4 separate regions of the Homo sapiens genome follow, and all the other regions are linked to region 3. Evidence: chromatin contacts called from ENCODE Hi-C data. All regions are on one chromosome and are shown on one strand. Each heading gives the region's core, a stretch centred on a gene start or an enhancer-like site at or near the end of the contact. The rest is flanking DNA. Distances are from core to core; before and after follow the strand shown.

What was found. A loop is a pair of places that touch in the nucleus more often than their neighbours do. Pooled maps may share reads with other maps.
Region 1: a loop to region 3 is called in a pooled map, with 10 times the contacts of the local background. The contact joins two enhancer-like sites. A Hi-C loop is called at or near these places in 2 of 37 single-sample maps with no recorded cell type and 2 of 50 pooled maps.
Region 2: a map of GM12878 shows a loop between it and region 3 (5-fold over the local background). The contact joins the promoter of SH3TC1 here to the enhancer-like site in region 3. A Hi-C loop is called at or near these places in 1 of 168 maps with a recorded cell type or tissue (GM12878), 4 of 37 single-sample maps with no recorded cell type and 4 of 50 pooled maps.
Region 4: a map with no recorded cell type shows a loop between it and region 3 (7-fold over the local background). The contact joins the promoter of ACOX3 here to the enhancer-like site in region 3. A Hi-C loop is called at or near these places in 3 of 37 single-sample maps with no recorded cell type and 2 of 50 pooled maps.

The regions. Positions count from the first base shown.
Region 1 is chr4:8,536,019-8,538,780 of GRCh38, forward strand. No RefSeq gene overlaps it. Among named protein-coding and RNA genes, the nearest start is that of GPR78, 43 kb to the right of the region's middle. Within about 2 kb of position 1,358, at least 10 of the 41 ENCODE cell types and tissues checked have a DNase peak (open chromatin) inside an H3K27ac peak, as active enhancers do.
Region 2 is chr4:8,197,917-8,200,661 of GRCh38, forward strand. It overlaps SH3TC1 (SH3 domain and tetratricopeptide repeats 1), which reads left to right and starts at 1,374. Exons shown (of 18, transcript NM_018986.5): 1 at 1,374-1,489. RefSeq lists enhancers at 611-710, 1,061-1,180, 2,211-2,260, 2,391-2,440, 2,571-2,720 and a silencer at 1,391-1,580.
Region 3 is chr4:6,179,706-6,182,488 of GRCh38, forward strand. The region is part of intron 1 of JAKMIP1 (janus kinase and microtubule interacting protein 1); the gene reads right to left. Among named protein-coding and RNA genes, the nearest start is that of JAKMIP1, 19 kb to the right of the region's middle. RefSeq lists an enhancer at 1,074-1,363. Within about 2 kb of position 1,331, at least 5 of the 41 ENCODE cell types and tissues checked have a DNase peak (open chromatin) inside an H3K27ac peak, as active enhancers do; they include GM12878, where a contact is called at or near this core.
Region 4 is chr4:8,439,027-8,442,057 of GRCh38, forward strand. It overlaps ACOX3 (acyl-CoA oxidase 3, pristanoyl), which reads right to left and starts at 1,697. Exons shown (of 18, transcript NM_003501.3): 1 at 1,622-1,697. TRMT44 (tRNA methyltransferase 44 homolog) reads left to right here and starts at 1,751. Exons shown (of 11, transcript NM_152544.3): 1 at 1,751-2,415. The coding sequence starts at 1,797. RefSeq lists enhancers at 1,585-1,824, 1,643-2,376 and silencers at 1,845-2,054, 2,105-2,164.

The sequences.
Region 1 (2,762 bases), core at 108-2,607, 2.4 Mb after region 3:
CAGGCCCTGGCGGGTGATGCCAGCTGGCTCGGCTGCTTCTTCCAGGGATGTGTCTGTATTTTGTCATCCCTCTAGACCATGCACTCTTGGAGACTAAAGACCACGACTCTTAGCCATTTATTCTGCAAGTGTGTGTTAAGCAGCTTCTTTGGGGCAAGCCCTGTGCTTGGCTTGTTGAGGGTAGAGCTGTAAACCAGGGAAATAGGCCCTGTTCTTACGGGGAGGGTAGGCATCAAGCTGAAAGTAGCCCCCCAAGTCCTCCAGTTGCCTGTGAAGGAATAAAGTCTACAAAGGAAAGGAGTCATTTCTGTGTCCCCCACAAACCCAGAGCATGCAGTAGTTGTGCCTGGAACGGCTGCATGGAAACGTGGAAAGAGTGGCTAATCAGAGCCAAGAGAAATGGCACCAGGGCCAAGGACAGGGTCACCATCACCCTGTCCTTGGGCGATGGGACACCCCATGGGAGAAGGGGGTGATTTTAGAAACCAGCACAACTGTCCACTATGGCTGGGGCTTATCCTCGGGTTGGCAGCACGCGAGTGCCTATTCACGCATGGGCCTCCAACACCATTCCAAGGGAGGCATGGGAGCAAGGCTGGCCTTATCTCACCCTGGGTGCCCCACATCCAGCACAGTCCCCAGGAACCAGCTCCCACTGAACACGTGTGGGATAAAGAAGTGGCAGGAACTAAACCGAGGGCTGGTACTGACTGAGGGAAGGCAGACAGGGCAGGGGCCAGACAGGCTCGGCACCCATCCTTTGCTGCCTCAGTCAGGCACCTGCTGAGCCATGGGGGGTAAATGCTCTGCACCTCACTTTTCTCATTAATGAGGGTAATAGAATTTTTGTCCCAGATTTGCTGTAGGATCAAGGAAAGGACATCAGTTGTCTGGCCCCATGTTATAAGATCAAGTCCCCTTCTCCATCCAGGTCTTTCTGGCACACACAAGTACTGGGGGACGAAGGGGAGGAGGGGCCATCACCTCTGGCCGGGACCTGTTTCATATCTAGGAAAGGTCCAGTGATGGAGACAGGAAGGGCAGTCTGGTGGAAGGCCCAGCCTGAGCAAAGGCTGAGAGGCAGGAAAGTACAGGTATTCCTGGGACGCAGAGGCAGCACAGCTGCCTGGGAGATCTGCTTGTGCTGGTGGAGCTGGGGCCTTAGCTCAGCTCTGCTGACTCTCGGGAGATCCTTCCAGAACACTGACCATCCACCCACCCTTCCCACGCTTGCTCAGGTTGGTTTAGCCGAGCCGAGTGTAATGTAATCGGTTGCAGAGGACAAAGGGAGAGTTGGGGCCAAGAAGAGCTCTCATCCTTCCTGTGATTGCTGAAGTCTGGCACACGTTCAAACTGCGGAATGACTCAATCGAAAAGTGAAAGTGGCAGAGTGAGGAGGTCAGTGGCAATGGTTTCACAGAGACTCCTGGACCAGGAACCAGGCTGCCTGCTTCCAGCCCCTCCATTCATTCTGTCTGTCCACCTGCAGACCTTTTGTCACGCCCCATGCTCCATCGCCACTGCTCTTAGTCAGGCATGGGATCTGGGAGCTGAGACCCTCCTAGGGCCTGAAGACATGTTCTTTCCTGATAGGAGAAGGCTGTCAGGGGAAAGGGGAGCTGAGACCCTCCTAGGGCCTGAAGACATGTTCTTTCCTGATAGGAGAAGGCTGTCAGGGGAAAGGGGAGCTGAGACCCTCCTAGGGCCTGAAGACATGTTCTTTCCTAATAGGAGAAGGCTGTCAGCGGGGCTGGGAGCTGAGAACCTCCTAGGGGCTGAAGACCTGTCTTTTCCTGATAGAAGGAAGCTGTCAGGGGAGCTGAGAGAACCTCGGCAGGTGGGGTGAGGTGGGGTCTTGGCTTGTAGGAAGGGCAAATTCTCAGGTGACATGTCCCCTGAGCTGGAGGTCATTGTGGATCAGACCCCGGCCCAATTGCCCAGGGCCAAGCCCTGCCTGGGTGTCAGCATCATTAGCCACGTGTTTCTGGATACCAGGAGGAATGTTCCAGAGACCCCAGAAAAGGCCTCTTCTTGCTCAGACTGGCTCTTTATTGCCTTTAATCTGGCAAACCTCAGGACAAACCTTCCCCCAAGGCCTTGTGGGATGGAAATGGGGAAGACAAAACCCTGGGTTTACAGCCCTGGCCTCCTGGGATGGACTAGATTTGGGAGGCCCAGGGAGAGAAGACGTGGTGGTGAGAGCAGAGGGCGGCATCCAGGGCGCATGCAGGGCAGGTCTGCAGTCAGGCGTGGGGTGAGGATGCAGCTTGAGCAGCAGTGGGGACAGAAGTGGGGAATCTGAGGCCAGGTTGGGTCTGATCCGAGGGCAGTGGGAAGCCACCTGAAGTTCTTGAGTGAGGAAGTTGAGATCCAGAAACAACCTTAGTCCCTTGGGCCCATCAGAGTTCTTCACTTACAAGTAACGGAAGCTGACCCTGGCCGACTGGAGCCAACGAAGAAGGTACTGAGAGCACTTGGAGCCCTTGCAGGGGCGAGGGAGATGCTGCGGGACCAGGGTCTGAAGACAGCAGAGTGAGAGCAGGGCCCCAGGGAGGCAGGAGGGCTGGAGTGTGACTTCTGCGTTCTGTGTTCTCTGCCTCCAGATTGTGCTCCAGGGAGGGAGCACGGGGGACCAGGGGGAGTTTTGTGTGCCCCTCCCAGCCAGGCCAGTGGAGGCTCACTGATATCTCATCAAGACTGTGGGTGATGATAAGGGATGAGTTCCCAAGGAGATGTCTGTGGTCCCAGCAAATATGGTTGGA
Region 2 (2,745 bases), core at 124-2,623, 2.0 Mb after region 3:
TGTGGGCTGGAGGGGCTTTGACCTGAGTAGCTCACCTGGGCTGGGAGTTCTCAGCCTGGGGTGACTTCACCCCCAGGGGATCAATATCTGAGCTATGTTTGGCTGCTATGATTAGAGGAGGGGGCTACTGGCATCCAGTGGGTGGAGGCCAGGGACCAGCTAAAACCCTCCAGTGCACAGGACAGCCCCCCGCCCTGCAACAAAGAAGGATGCGGCCCCAAATGTCGGTAGTGCCTTGGTTGAAAAGCCCAGCCCTAAAGCCTTCAGAACCAGTCAGACCTGGTTCCAGTCTTATCTTCTTGTTGGTCACTGGCCTTGGGCATGTCACATTACCTCCCTGAGCCTTAGTTTTCCTGTCTGTGAGATGGATACATAACTATTTGACTTAGGGATTATTCTTGGTTTTCTCAAACCAGGTGTGTGTAAAGCTCCGACCTATCACAGCACAGGCTGGAGGGATCCCTCCCATTCCCACTTCCTAGAGCTGGGCCGGAGCCCGCAGCCCACACCCACCACGTGGGTGCTCACACTCCTGTGTTGGCAAGGGCATCAGAGCAGGCAGACAGGCGGGACCAACAGGGCAATTTGAGTTCAGTTCTGCCTCTTGTCCCAGCTGACGTGAGCCCAGGCCAGGCTTCCTCAGCAGGCAGGGGCGAGATTACGTGCTTTGGCCTTGGGTCTGCCTGGCTGGGAAGGTTTCTGCTCTCAAACCTGGCTCAGGCCTGGAGACGGTGGGAGGGTAAAGAGGTAGACCCGTTGGGACAGGCCAGGCTAGCAAGGAGAGCTTGCGGTGAGGAGGAGGGGAGCCCATCTCTTCCCCTAAATGTTCCCATTGATGGAGCCAGTGGCCCGGAGGGCACCCGGGCAGAGACGGAAGAAATTGCACGTGAGCGTTTGTGTGCATACGTGTGCCTGTCCATGTGTGCACACACTTGTGCTTGTGAGTCTCTGTGTGCCCATGCATATGTATGTGTGTCTGCATGCACATGCGTGTGTGTGTGCATGCATGTATGTGTGCAGGCATGCGTGTGTGTGTGTGTGCAGTAAATGGAAGAGGAACAGAGATCAGAGCTGAGGCTGGCAGGGCTGAGGCAGCCGGTGGCTGGTGGACTTCCCCAATCCCAGCCTGGCGGGGGACTGGGTGCCCCTAGCCTCTACTACAGAGCCTGGGGGCTGGGCAGCGGGCAGGCAGGACAGGGCCTGGACCTCGTCCAGGAAAGAGCTAATGATCAACCGGCTGCGGTGTCTGTGCAGCCGCCCTGGGCCTGCCTCTCCGTCACCGGCCCTCAGGCGCAGGGAGGAAGTAGGGCAGGAAGCAGGGGGCGGAGGCCGCTGTGCAGTCAGCCTGGCTGTGGGCGGCCCCTGCCTGCTCCGTCCAGCTGGAGACAGCCCCGTGGGGCCAGCCAGCGCTGGGCCAGGAGCGGCCACCTGGTTCCTGCGTGCTACGGCCCTGTGGGCCTGGGAGCTGCCTCTGAGGAACACGCCGCAGGTATGGGGGGCTCCGGGGCAGGCGGGGCGTGGACTGGCCGAGCAGGCTGCTGTCTGCCAGTCTTGCCATGGTTGGATCTTTACACTTTCTTGAGGACTTTTCTGACCTGTTTGGGATGGGGGTGGAGCGAAACTGCGAGCTGGGGGCCTCGGGGAGGTCGTCGGCACCCTCAGCAGACCCCACTCAGAGCTCACAGGTGCTGGCAGTGCCAATCCGCAGTGATTGAGGGCAATGATTTCAGCTTTGACCAAGCACCCTTGCTTCTGGGACCTGGCCTGACCCCGTGCTGGCCCTTGGCATGAGCGGCCCTGGGGGTCTGGGAGCAGAGCCAGCCTGTCGCTGGATTCCAAGTCCAGCGGATCTCAGGTGTGACCCCAGCGCCCGGTTAGCTTGGGCCACACTACCAGACCTACCAGGGCGAGCCCAGCGCCTCAGCCTCACCCGGCACCGCAGTGGCTATAACTGGCCACTCTGATGCCGCCACCTGGGCCTCTTTTCCAACAACCAAATGGACCAGCAACTGGACCAGGGGCTTCAGCCTGAAAATTCCAGGGAGGGTCTGGGCCCAGCCTTCAACTGCAGGTGTGCCGGGGCGTGTGCTCCTGTGTGTGTACACCACTGAGACCCCCTCTGGGCCTGTGCGTGATCCCCAGGAGCCCTGGGAGCCCTGCCCTGTCTGTGAAGCGGGAGTTTCCAACCTTTTGCCGTTGACGAGGCTCAGATGAGATGAATAGCAAAGTGACGCTGGGGGGTGTTAGCGGTGTCGGCCAGTGCCAGGGCCAGGGGCAGCCTGCATGTGGGCCGGCCACTCAGGGTGTGGCCTCCCAGCGCCAGGCAGCGGGGCTGCGGCTGAGCTTGTGGCTGGAGGCAAGGCTGGGCCCGAGTCAGGTCTGGGTTTAGGATGGGTATGTGGGGGCTGGGCTCTGACCACCTGGGTTCAACCCCACCTGTGCTGCTTGGCTGTGTGACCTTGGGCAGGCAGAGTCACCGCAGCTGATGGCTCATCCGTGAAAGGGGCACAGCTGTGCCTCCCTCCTCCAGGTGAGCCGAGGATGCTGTGAGCACCCTGGATGGCCATAATTATGTGACTGTCAACACTGTTGTTGACAGTGATGACAACTGTGTCCCGTGTGGGGCGCTGGGCCAGCGTTTTTTGCATGGAGACGTCACTCACTCTTCCAGCAACACGGGTGACGATGGCCGCACAACACAGAAGAGCAAGGCAGGGCCCAGCAGCGCACGGGTGCGCCGGTTTC
Region 3 (2,783 bases), core at 81-2,580:
CCAAGAGCTGCCACTCAAAAGAAGAGACTATTCTATGCCAGGTAGTATGCTGGGTACACCTCATCTCAATCCATCCTCAAAGCCTCCTTGTAAAACAGGTAGCAATATTATCCCCATATGACAGATAAGGAAACTGAGGCTCAAAGAGGTGAAGTCACTTTCTTAAAATCCATAGCTTGTAAATGACAGAGTCAGGACTTGAACCCAGGTCTCTCTGAATCTAAGACCAGTTCCCAGCTGCCCAAAGAACTGTGTCTGTTTTGTTTTCTATCCCTAGGACCAGCAGCATGCCTGACATCCTCTTAGAAGCCATGCAAGAACATTTGCAGGGATAAACAGCAGGCTCCTTCCTGCACAACAAGCCATGACCCTCTTAGAACAAAGCATATTGACAGAAAATTAAGTGCCACTGAATTAGCCCCAACACTTTCATAAACAGCAGTTTTGAAATACCCCAGTTCATGAAATGCTTCCAATATCAGAAAACCACCAACTTCAATTCCCCACCAAACATACCCACAAACAGAAATAATTTCTGATAAAATTGCTACTCGTAACATTCAGAACCCACAAAAAATTCTCATCAAATAGAAATGAGAGTTGTTTATCAACATTCAAGAGAACATAATGAAGCTTCCTTTAGAACATTCTGTGCACGTGAAGTCTTCTTTCTTATTGAGATTTTCACTATAAAATCTTATCAGCTGCTGAACAGGAGAGAAACTTGGAGGTGAGGATAGGCAATGGGGACCGATACCTGTGCTACAAGAAGAATTAAGCACCATAACAACACAGACACCCCTCTCCCATCAGATAATTTACTACAATTCAACAAACATGCACCAAGTAATAAGTCACCATTTATATAGCTCTCACTGTGTAGCAGGAACTGTTTCAAACTGTCCAAATTACCTAGTATTCTGCAGCCCTGTGACAAGGGTATTCTTAGTACCCCCATTTTAATGGACCAGCAGGAAGGGGTGAAGTACTTTGACCAACATGACCCAATTAGCAAGTGGGGGTGGAGGTTGTAGCAAGTGGATGTTGCAGCTAATTCAGTGACATTTAATTTTCTGTCAACGTGCTTTGTTCTCAGAGGGCCATGGCACATTGAGCAGGGAGGAGTCTAGCTGCTCAAGTCCCAAGCTTAGTATAAAAACTTTTTCTTTTTCAACTGCTACTTGCTGGCTCTTGGCCAACTCATTGCATCATTTTGGAATCTCCCCTTTATTAACGTGCAAAGACCCCTTAAGAAGTCCCAGAAAAGGCCCCAGCCATCAGGTCGTTTCTGTCTCACCTCTGCTGAAATGAGTCAAGAGACTAGCAAGTAACCACACCACCAAGAACAAGAAGGGGTAGTCAGTGACTTCCAAGCAAAGGGCAACTTCTTTTTGTGGTTTCTACATCCTTTCTATACTCACCACCCCGTGTGGGCTTGATATGACTAGATGCTGAACAGGGCGCTCCTTGACAGACACCTACCAAACACCTCCTGTGTGCACAAGGCTTTGTGAGATGTGCTGGTGGACGCAGTTCACATTTCTTAGGCTTCCTCTCAAGAAAGCAGTTCCAGAAAGGGTGGAGGGGAGGGTCATGCTGAGAGAGGAAGAGACCAGGGGCTCGAAGAGTAACACTAATTACAGGCCTGGAGTACATAAACCAAGATGAGCTTACTGCCAGGTTACTACCAGGTCACTATCAGGTTACCACCAGCTCAGTACAGAAGGAAGTCCTTCTCAGGTGCAGACATTTGCAGAGTCCCTCAATGTCTCAGTGGCTCCCCCATCCCTTGAGGAGCTCCTAGCCAAGCAAAGGAGACACTGTAACAAGCCCAGGTGATAACTGGGAGACCAGGGCCTATGGGTGCCAGCGTGGTGAGGGAAGGGACATCCAAAGTGGGCTGTGGAAGGGGTGAAATCAGGATATGCAGATGGAGGAGCAGGGGTCAAAGAAAAGTCAATTGGCATCAGAGAGGGAGAGCAGCAGCAACGCAAGCTCCATTCATTCATTCATTCATTCAACAGCATCCTAGTGCCTGTTCCATGCCAGACCCTGTGCTGAGCCTCAAACATGAATCTCACACAGCCCCTTCCCTCACAGAGCTCTAGCCAGCGGGGAAGAAGACTGTGAATGGCATCAGTCACACACTGTGACCATGGCTGTGACAGACAGATGTACAGGGAGGGACCCGCCCTGGCCTTGGGAGGATGGGTGATGCCCAAGGAGATGAGCCTGTGCAGACAGGAGGAGGAGGGGTCTGGGCAAGTTCAGGGAAAGCAGACGATTCAATAAGGTAAGGGACAGTGTTATGGAGTGAATGTTTATGTCCCCCCAAATTGATACATTGAAACCCTATGGTGGGTAATTAGGTCATCAGGGTGAAGCCCTCATGATGAGATTAGTGACCTTATAAGAAGGGACAGGAAACCAGGCTCGGTGGCTCACACCTGTAATCCCAGCTCTTTGGGAGGCCGGGGAAGGTGGATTGCTTGAGCTCAGTTCAAGACCAGCTTGGGCAACATAATGAGACCTCATCTCTACAAAATTAAAAAAATTAGTCAGGTGTGGTGGTGCATATTTGTAGTCCCAGCTACTTGGGAGGCTGAGGTGGGAGGATCACTTGAGCCCGGGAGCTCAAAGCTGCAATGAACAGTGATTACACCACTGCACTCCAGCCTGGGTAACAGAGCGAGACCCTGTCTCAGAAAAAAAAAAAAAAAAGAAAGAAAGAAAGAAAGAAAAGAAAAGAAAAAAAGGAGGGGGACACAAGAGAGCTTATTTCC
Region 4 (3,031 bases), core at 447-2,946, 2.3 Mb after region 3:
AGGACTTGTCAAGCAAGTAAACGTAGTTAAAAATCTTAAGACTAATAGTTTTCCTGTAATACTGTTTTCCTATTGTTCTGTCACTGTATTCAATCTTTTTCCCAGGTAAGGACCTCTTTTGTCCTTGCTGGATACAAATATGCTGTATATTGTTTTGTTATTGTTACCCCCCATAACCATGCTAGAAGAAACACCTATATAAGGTGTCCCCATTGTACACATACTACTTAGTCAGGAAACCCAGACCCGTCCAGCCCAGCAACAATTCCGAGTCTTTAAGTCATTCTTTAAACACATAAACCAGAAGTTACAAGAGCCTCCTCCTTTAGCAAAACAAACAAACAACCTATTTGCTCAGCTGGCTGAAAACATTGCCAGCAGCCTAGACGTTTCTTCATGTTATGTTTATAAAAAGGCTAACATGAGAGACCAATGGCCTTGAGAAGCAAAAGATTTAATGCCTCAAGATTACTTTAACTCTTTCCCCAAGCAGATGCCAAGTTCAAGCATTTGGCTCTTAAAAACTCCTATTATTAAGAAATACTGTGTTGCTTGCTAGGAAAAAAGCTTTTAAGACCCAGTAAAAAAACTAACCTGCTTAGGACATGACAAAGTTGGCACATGTGCCTGTACTGGTTTAACACAGGTTTGATCCTAGGTCTTTATTTAAAAGATAGTTTCCAGCTATAAGAGAATTTAAAACCCTCACTGCAAGTGTATTACATAAAACACTATCACTCTGTCTCCCAAAGAGACTCAAAGTAAAAATAAAAGCGAGAACTCCCACTAATTTGTGAAAATTCTCAAAGGAAGGGATAAGGAGACCACTACTACTCCTGCTGCCCTCCTCCCTGCCACCTTGCCTAGTTCATAAGACAGGAGGAAAAGAGAGAAAGCAAAAAGTTAGAAAGAAACAAAAGTCAGATAAATAGCCAGACAACCTTGGCACCACCACGTGGCCCTAGGAGTTAAAAAAAATAATAATAATAACATCAACCCCCGACCTAAACTACTTGTGTTATCTGTAAATTCCAGACATTGTATGAAAAAAGCATTGCAAAACTTTCTGTTCTGTTAGCTGATTCATGTAGCCCCCAGTCACGTTTCCCATGCTTGCTCAATTTATCACGACCCTTTCACGTGGACCCTTAAAGTCGTAAGCCTTTAAACAGGCCAAGAATTTCTTTTTTGGGGAGCTCAGCTCTTAAGACGCAAGTCTGCCGATGCTCCCGGCCGAATAAACCTCTTTCTTCTTTAATCCGGTGTCTGAGGAGTTTTGTCTGTGGCTTGTCCTGCTACAGTAGGTGACAGATGACTTTCATCCCTCATGGGACAACGTTACATCATTCTTATGAAACAGCCATGGCTGCACTCAGACTTAGGAAGGCACTGGCTGTAATGCCAGCACTAAAAGCAAACCAGAACCCAAGTGGAGAAAAGTTAGCTTTCATAAGAGGACTCATCTTTTACGTTCACAAACTTAGGCTCCCTGACTTTTATCGGTAATCAGTACTGAGGACAATGCGTTCCACACCCGCTGGCTGGCTGATGTTTGATTCTGTAACTATACCACGCCCAGAATTCTCTCAAAAGGGAATAAAACACAGGTCAAATTCCTCACCCACACACTCCACAGTTCAACCCCTGCCAGGGAAACCAAAAGCAGGAAAGGATCTCCAGCGGCGCCATTCTCATTTCCGGTCCCAGCACCCCGCCTCCATGACGTCAACGCGCCGCGCCACCGGGCTGCGTCATCTCGGCGCGCCGCTGCCAGGGCTGTACACCTGCTGGCTGCCATGGCTGAGGTGGGCCGTACCGGGATCAGCTACCCAGGCGCGCTTCTCCCACAGGGCTTCTGGGCTGCGGTCGAAGTGTGGCTGGAGAGGCCGCAGGTGGCAAACAAACGGCTTTGCGGCGCCCGCCTGGAGGCCCGCTGGAGCGCCGCCCTGCCCTGCGCGGAGGCCCGCGGCCCCGGGACTAGCGCAGGCTCGGAGCAGAAGGAGCGGGGTCCGGGACCCGGCCAGGGTTCCCCCGGAGGGGGCCCGGGTCCCAGGTCGCTATCAGGACCCGAGCAGGGCACGGCATGTTGCGAACTTGAGGAGGCCCAGGGCCAGTGCCAGCAAGAGGAGGCACAGAGGGAAGCCGCCTCAGTGCCCCTGAGGGACTCCGGGCACCCCGGCCATGCTGAAGGAAGGGAGGGCGACTTCCCCGCCGCAGATCTGGATTCGCTTTGGGAGGATTTCTCCCAAAGTCTCGCCCGTGGCAATTCGGAGTTGCTGGCCTTCCTCACCAGCTCCGGGGCGGGATCGCAGCCAGAGGCGCAGCGTGAGCTCGACGTGGTTCTCAGAACCGTCATCCCGAAAACTAGCCCACATTGCCCCCTTACAACTCCCAGGAGGGAAATAGTCGTGCAAGGTAAGAGTGTTTTGATAGTGGACGGATATGATTAGATAAAAAAGCATTCATAGAACCTCGGGTCAATGAAAAAGTCCTAAGGGTACTAGTTCCTCTGCGATGTCCTAGGGAGGTTGTTAGGTGTTTCATAGTTTTTTGAGTGGGCGCATAGAAATGTGTGTCCTTAGTACAGAAGATGGGATAATTGATTGGGGTGGTGTCTGGAAGGCTTCAAAGAGACAGTGAAGGACTAGCTGGATATTGCGTAATACCTAGGAGTTTAGCAGGTAAAGCTGTAGGTGTAAAAGTGTTGGGGACCAGCCTCAACACCACCCGTAGGGTACTCAAAGTCCGGTGGCGACGAAGGAATGAGACGAGACAGGTTAAGAGTGCATAAAGATTGGGGGCCAGGGGGCCAATTGCAAAATGGAGGCTGCCAAAGCCTGGGAGCTCTGGTCTCCACACTATTGAGTACAATCACTTAGATCTAAGAAGCGGACGTTCGGGGCGAAAGGGTGAAAGGGAGACAGTGCATCATACATGTCATCTATAGCAGTGGCGGTTTAAATGAATCTCCTTTGTGCTCAAACAGCGTTATCTTTAACTTGTCGGAGAATAACCAGTGGGAGCGTGCTTA